2 separate regions of the Homo sapiens genome follow, and region 2 is linked to region 1. A link is an interaction called in ENCODE POLR2A ChIA-PET data of the cell type or tissue named here. Cell type or tissue: Panc1. All regions are shown on one strand. Links, peaks and the distances in the headings refer to the core of each region. The heading gives the core; the rest is flanking DNA. Region 1 has its middle 74 kb from the start of MYL10. Region 2 overlaps CUX1 (cut like homeobox 1).

Evidence for each region. ChIA-PET counts read pairs that join two places held together with the same protein. Peaks named below come from ENCODE experiments on the same cell type or tissue, not always from the same donor. Only the 100,000 strongest peaks of a DNase experiment are listed, where the experiment ranks them.
Region 2: POLR2A ChIA-PET joins it to region 1 with 7 read pairs; 3 of 35 experiments call an interaction of 5 or more read pairs at or near these places.

The regions. Positions count from the first base shown.
Region 1 is chr7:101,701,522-101,704,431 of GRCh38, reverse strand. No RefSeq gene overlaps it. Among named protein-coding and RNA genes, the nearest start is that of MYL10, 74 kb to the right of the region's middle. In Panc1, for the core only: no CTCF peak of the experiment used is centred there; no DNase peak of the experiment used is centred there.
Region 2 is chr7:101,923,138-101,926,047 of GRCh38, reverse strand. All of the region lies in intron 2 of CUX1 (cut like homeobox 1), which reads right to left. Among named protein-coding and RNA genes, the nearest start is that of CUX1, 110 kb to the right of the region's middle. In Panc1, for the core only: no CTCF peak of the experiment used is centred there; a DNase peak (open chromatin) is centred at 1,697.

The DNA.
Region 1 (2,910 bases), core at 146-2,645:
GTTGGCCAGGCTGGTCTTGAACTCCTGACCTCAGGTTATCCATCTCCCTCAGCCTCCCAAAGTGCTGAGATTACAGGCATGAGCCACCGTGCCTGGCCCCATTATTATTATTATTATTATTATTATCATCATCATTATCATCATCATCATCAACTTAAATGCTCACTATTCCCCCTCCTTGGTTTTGGATTTTAAGTCATTGGAAGATGGTCCCCAATCCAAAGTTATAAAGGGATTCATTCATATTTCTTCTGGTTCTCTTATGATTTTAATGTTTACATCTAAATCTTGGGCCCATTTGGAATTTGTTTTTGTGTTCTGGCGAACAGATTCAGTTTTATTTGTTTCCAGGTGGTTTCCTGGTTTTACCAACACCATTTATTAAAAAGCCCATGCTTACCTCACTGATGTAAGGCCCTCTTTATCATATGCTAAATTCCACTATGTTTTGGTGTACATTTTGGGGCTTTGTTTCCTGTTCCATTGACCTGTCTACTCATATGTGGTAAGTAATTAGGAAACTTGTTTTTAGGCCAGGTGCAATGGCTCACGCCTGTAATCCCAGCACTTTGGGAGGCTGAGGCGGGTGGATCACCTGAGGTTAGGAGTTTGAGACCAGCCTGGCCAACATGGTGAAACCCTGTCTCTACTAAAAATGTGAAAATTAGCCAGGTGTGGTGGCGCATGCCTGTAATCCCAGCTACTCAGGCGGCTGAGGCAGGAGAATTGCTTGAACCCAGGAGGCGGAGGTTGCAGTGAGCCATTGCAGTCATTGCAGTCCAGCCTGGGTGACAGAGCGACTATGTCTCAAAAAAAAAAAAAGAAAGAAAAAAAAAAAGAAAACTTGTTTTTACATGAAAACCAACGCTGATTGGGCGTGGTGGCTCATGCCTGTAATCCCAGCACTTTGAGAGGCTGAGGCAGGAGAATCACTTGAGCCCAGGAGTTCGAGACCGGCCTTGGCAACCTGGTAAGACTCTATCTCTACAAAAAAATTAAAAATTAGCCTGGCGTGATGGGTGGTGGTGTGCACCTATGGTCCCAGCTACACGGGAGGCTGAGGTGGGAGGATTGCCTGAGCCTGGGAGGTTGAGGCTGCAGTGAACCATGCTGGTGCCACTGTTCTCCAGCCTAGGAGACAGAGGGAGACCCTTTCTCAAAAAAAAAAAAAAAACCCAAAACAAAAACCAACACTGTATTACGGAGCAGGATGGGAAAGTTGCATGTATTTTTCAAGATAAAACTCTTGCTCCCAGCTGGGCATGGTGGTTTACGCCTGTAATCCCAGCACTTTGGGAGGCCGAGGGGGGCGGATCACGAGGTCAGGAGTTGGAGACCAGCCTGGCCAACATGGTGAAACCCCATCTCTACTAAAAATACAAAAATTAGCCCGGCATGGTGGCATGGGTCTGTAATCCCAGCTACTCAGGAGGCTAAAGCCGGAGAATTGCTTGAACCTGGGAGGCGGAGATTGCAGTGAGCCGCGGTCGGGCAAAAAAAAAAAAAAAAGAAAAAAGAAAAGAAAAGAAAAAACGCTCTAGCTCCAAGAGATTCTGAGCTTGTCCCTAACTTTTTCTCCTCTCTCACTGTCCCTCCACTCTCTCCTCCACACAGTGGACCCACCTCCGGTATTAATCACTCTCTTGCCAACAAGAGAATTGCACTCCTGGTGCTCTTAAAGGTTATTAGCTGAGTTGTCCCCTCCTCCAGGAAGCCTTCCTGGACATCTCCTTGCCCCCAGGCAGAGTGAGTAATTTGCCCAGCAAGCCAGTCACTAACCCTGAGCTTGGAAAGCGAACCCTGAACTCACTTCTCTCAAAGCACCTATTAGCGTTATTGGGCGGTACTGCAGTCGTCTGTTTACTTGTGTCGGGCTGGATTCCTCCCGGTCATGAAGCAGTCAACGTGCTGCATACTCATTTATAGGGCAATAATCTGGGGAGTGCCACGTGCAACGTGTTTGAGTCTTGTAAAGTGTCAATCAATCCCTGGACATTTCCCGAGTCCCCTCTTGGGACTTGGCGCTAGATGTCTCTCCTCCGTTGCCCCCCATCCCTCAGTCTTGCTGCCCCCTCCCATGGGCTCCATGCTAACTCCCTCCCTCTCCCCCAGGCTGTGCCTCCTCACCCTGGGAAAGAGGACTTTGTTTTTTTATTTATTTTTATTTTTATTTTTATTTTTTTGAGACAGAGTCTTGCTCTGTCGCCCAGGCTGAAATGCAACGGCGCGATCTCAGCTTCCTGCAACCTCCGCCTCCCGGGTTCAAGCGATTCTCCTGCCTATCCTCCGAAGTAGCTGGGATTACAAGCATACACCACCATGCCTGGCTGATTTTTGTATAGTAGAGATGGGATTTTGCCATGTTGCTCAACTCCTGACCTCAGATGATCCACCCACCTCGGCCTCCCAAAGTTCTGGGATTACAGGCGTGAGCCACGGTGCCCGGCCAGGAGCATTTCTTTAGTCCCTTCTCTGCTGATCAGGAAGTAGCACCCCTTCCTCAAGTGTCTGTTGCTTGGTGCCAGTCCCTGCAAACCAAATAGACCCTGGGCTGTGATGGAGGTGCCGCTGTTATTTAACTGTATAGCTCAGGGTGTGGGAGGATGACGGGGCCATTGTCTGACCTTCTCCTTGCTCTGCACCGTCCGAGGGGAGCAGGCCCTGACAGCCTGGATGTTTGGGGGTAACGTCCCTCAAAAACATTCTTCCTACACCTGGATCTCCTCTTTCTGTTTGTTTCCCAGGACCCTCTCATTCAATCCGGCTCCCCGTCCTTCCGCAGAGGGTGACGAGTCTATGGCTCCAGCTCTCCTGGTACTTCAGGTGTTGGTCAGGCCCTCCCGGCATGGACTTCACCCTTCCTGATTGGGGAGGCTGGCTGGGATTCCATGAGCAGGGAGACAGTGGCTA
Region 2 (2,910 bases), core at 320-2,819, 220 kb before region 1:
GAACAACTGAATAAGAAATCTCTTCGGGGGTTTCTGACACCCCCATGAAGAGAGGAATTCTTTTTTAATTTAGTTTAGGTTTTTTGTTTGTTTGTTTGTTTGTTTGTTTTGAGACGGGGGTTATAACTCTGTCACCCACATTGGAGTGCAGTGGTGCAATCATGGCTCACTGAAGCCTCAATCTCCTGCTAGACTCAAGCGACCCTCCTACCTCAGCCTTCTGAGTAGCTGGGACCATAGGTACGCACCACCACTCCCAGCTAATATTTCTATTTTTCTGTAGGGGTGAGGTCTCACTATATTGCCCAGGCTGGTCTCCAACTCCTGAGCAAAAGCAATCCATCTGCCTCAGCCTCCCAAAGTGCTGGGATTATAAGCGTGAGCTACTGCACCTGGCTGAATTTTTTTTTTAAATAACAGCTTTATTGATGTATAATTTATATACCATACAACTCACCCATTTAAAGTACACAGTTCAGTGGCATTTGGCATATTCAAAGTTGTGCAAGTATCACCACTGTCTTATTCTAGGACATTTTTATATTCCAAAAAGAAACCTCATACCAACTATCAGTCATTCCTCATTCCTCTATCCCCTCACCCCTGGGGGTTTCTATCTCTATAGAAATCTACTTTTGGCCAGGCACTGTGCCTCATGCCTGTAATCCCAACACTTTAGGAGGCCGAGGCAGGTGGATCATTTGAGGCCAGGAGTTTGAGACCAACCTGGCCAACATGGTGAAACCCCATCTCTATGAAAAATACAAAAAAATTATCTGGGCACAGTGGCACATGCCTGTAGTCCCAGCTATTTGGGAGGCTGAGGCAGGAGAATTGCTGGAGCCTGGGAGGCAGAGGTTTCAGTGAGCCGAGATCGAGCCACTGTACTCCAACCCGGGTGACGGAGTGGAATTCTAGCTCAAAAAAAGGCCCCATTGTGTCACATCAGGGCTGTGGGCCTTCAATGAAGCCAACTCAATGGGCTCAACGTGATGAAAGGAAAATGAGGCTGGGCTTTTCACTTTTCTGTGTGCAGTGGTTTTAGGGTCTAATGAGGAGTAAAACAAGATTTGTTGATAACAGAGAAGAGTTGAGAGTCCAGTGGGTAACACTGACATATCAAGGAGTAGCCGATGATGCCTGGATGCTGTTTCATGTTTAGAAAGCATCAAAGGCCAGGTGTGGTGGCTCACGCCGGTAATCCCAACATTTTGGGAGGCTGAGGTGGGAGGATCGCTTGAGCCCAGGAGTTCGAGATCAGCCCGGGCAACAAAGTGAGACCCCCATCTCTACAAAAAATAAAAAATAAAAAAAAATAACCAGGTGTGGTGGTGCACGCCTGTAGTCCCAGCTACTCGGGAGGCTGAGGTGGGAGGATCATTTGAGGCTGGGAGGTTGAGGCTGCAGTGAGCTGAGATCATGCCACTGCTCTCCAGCCTGGGCCACAGAGCAAGACCCTGTCTCCAAAAAGAAAAAAAAAAAAAAGGAAAAAAGTAATTGGGATGATATGTGACTTTGCTAAATCCTCACGTCAATGCCAAGATGGGGTTACAACGATCACCCTCACTTCACCACCTGACTCGCCCAGGGTCCTGGGGGGTGTGCAGGGCCATGGAGCCCTGGTGACTATCTCAGGGCAGCCTGTGCACCACGTGTCCACTGGAGTCGCAACTTTATTTTTAAGTGACTCTCTTTTTCCAGGCTGAGTCACTCTGGTGGTGTCTATATAAAGGCTGTCGAGGCAGTGACTAAATGCGTTTGGGCCCAGGCCACAACTATATATTACTACCCTCCACTCCCTCACCCATCCTGCTAGCTCCTTTTCTCACCGAGAGTGAAAAACGAATCATAAAAGTTCACAGCATCTTCCCATCCTCTGTCCTCCTCCCCATGGCAGAGATAGCATCAGGTGCGTGGCTTCCTGGCTTACCCCGCACACAGTGCATCCTGATCAATAAAAAGGAGGGACCTCCTCCCCTCACCGTGCCTGCCAGGGTCGGGAAGGAATCCACAAATCTAGCCAATTTCAACGATGGTAAAAGATTCCTTTCCAAGTCCTATCTCAAGACAACTCCCAAGCCTGAATTTTTACAACTGCTACCCGGGAACACAGAAATCAGAGAAATGCGCCAGGCCGGCGTAGAAGGGGCAGAGGAAGATGTTGGCACCCAGGAAAGGAAAAGAAAGTGGATGGGCAGTTCTGTGAGCAGCACAGGGTGCTCCCTGTTGCAAGGTGGGCATGCTGAGCCAGGCGTCTCCGACAGTCAGGGCTGCCGCCGCAGCCAACAAGAGCCAGGATGGAGACCTGGGTGTGACATCATGTGCATCTGAGCAGGACAGGTGTAGAAAGCACAGACACAGACTGTGAGCACCGCAGACCAGGCATCGTTGGGATTAACGTTCCAGAGATCAAGAAATGTAGAGGCAAAAATACATCAGGGCAAAAATGACCAGTGACGGCCCCTGAGCCGCAGCTCGGCTCTCCTCCCAGAGCAACGGGGTCTGTTTTAGAGGAGACAAAAATTAACTGAGCAAAGTCCTGCAGACAGACACCCAAGAAGCGTTCTGGAGTAGGACTGGGCCGACTGACGTCACCAGGATGAGGGCTGGGGATGGTTTCATGATAAAATCACAGCATCTCAGGAATGTGGTTCTCCTCCTCTCTTTTCTCCCATCAGAGAAGGTTCCTCCCATATTGAAAAGAAGCAGAACAAAACCCAAAACCATCCCTGAGCTCTTTCTGGAAGCAAGCCTAACACAGACGACCATTTATTGGAGAGTTGAGCATCACATTCAAATAGCAGAGCCCTGAAGCCAGGCCGATGTCGCAGGAGCACTGGGGGTTTCTCCAGGGAGGACCCCACGCTGGGTTACCTGGTCTCCAAACTGTCCAGCCACTCTCCATCCACT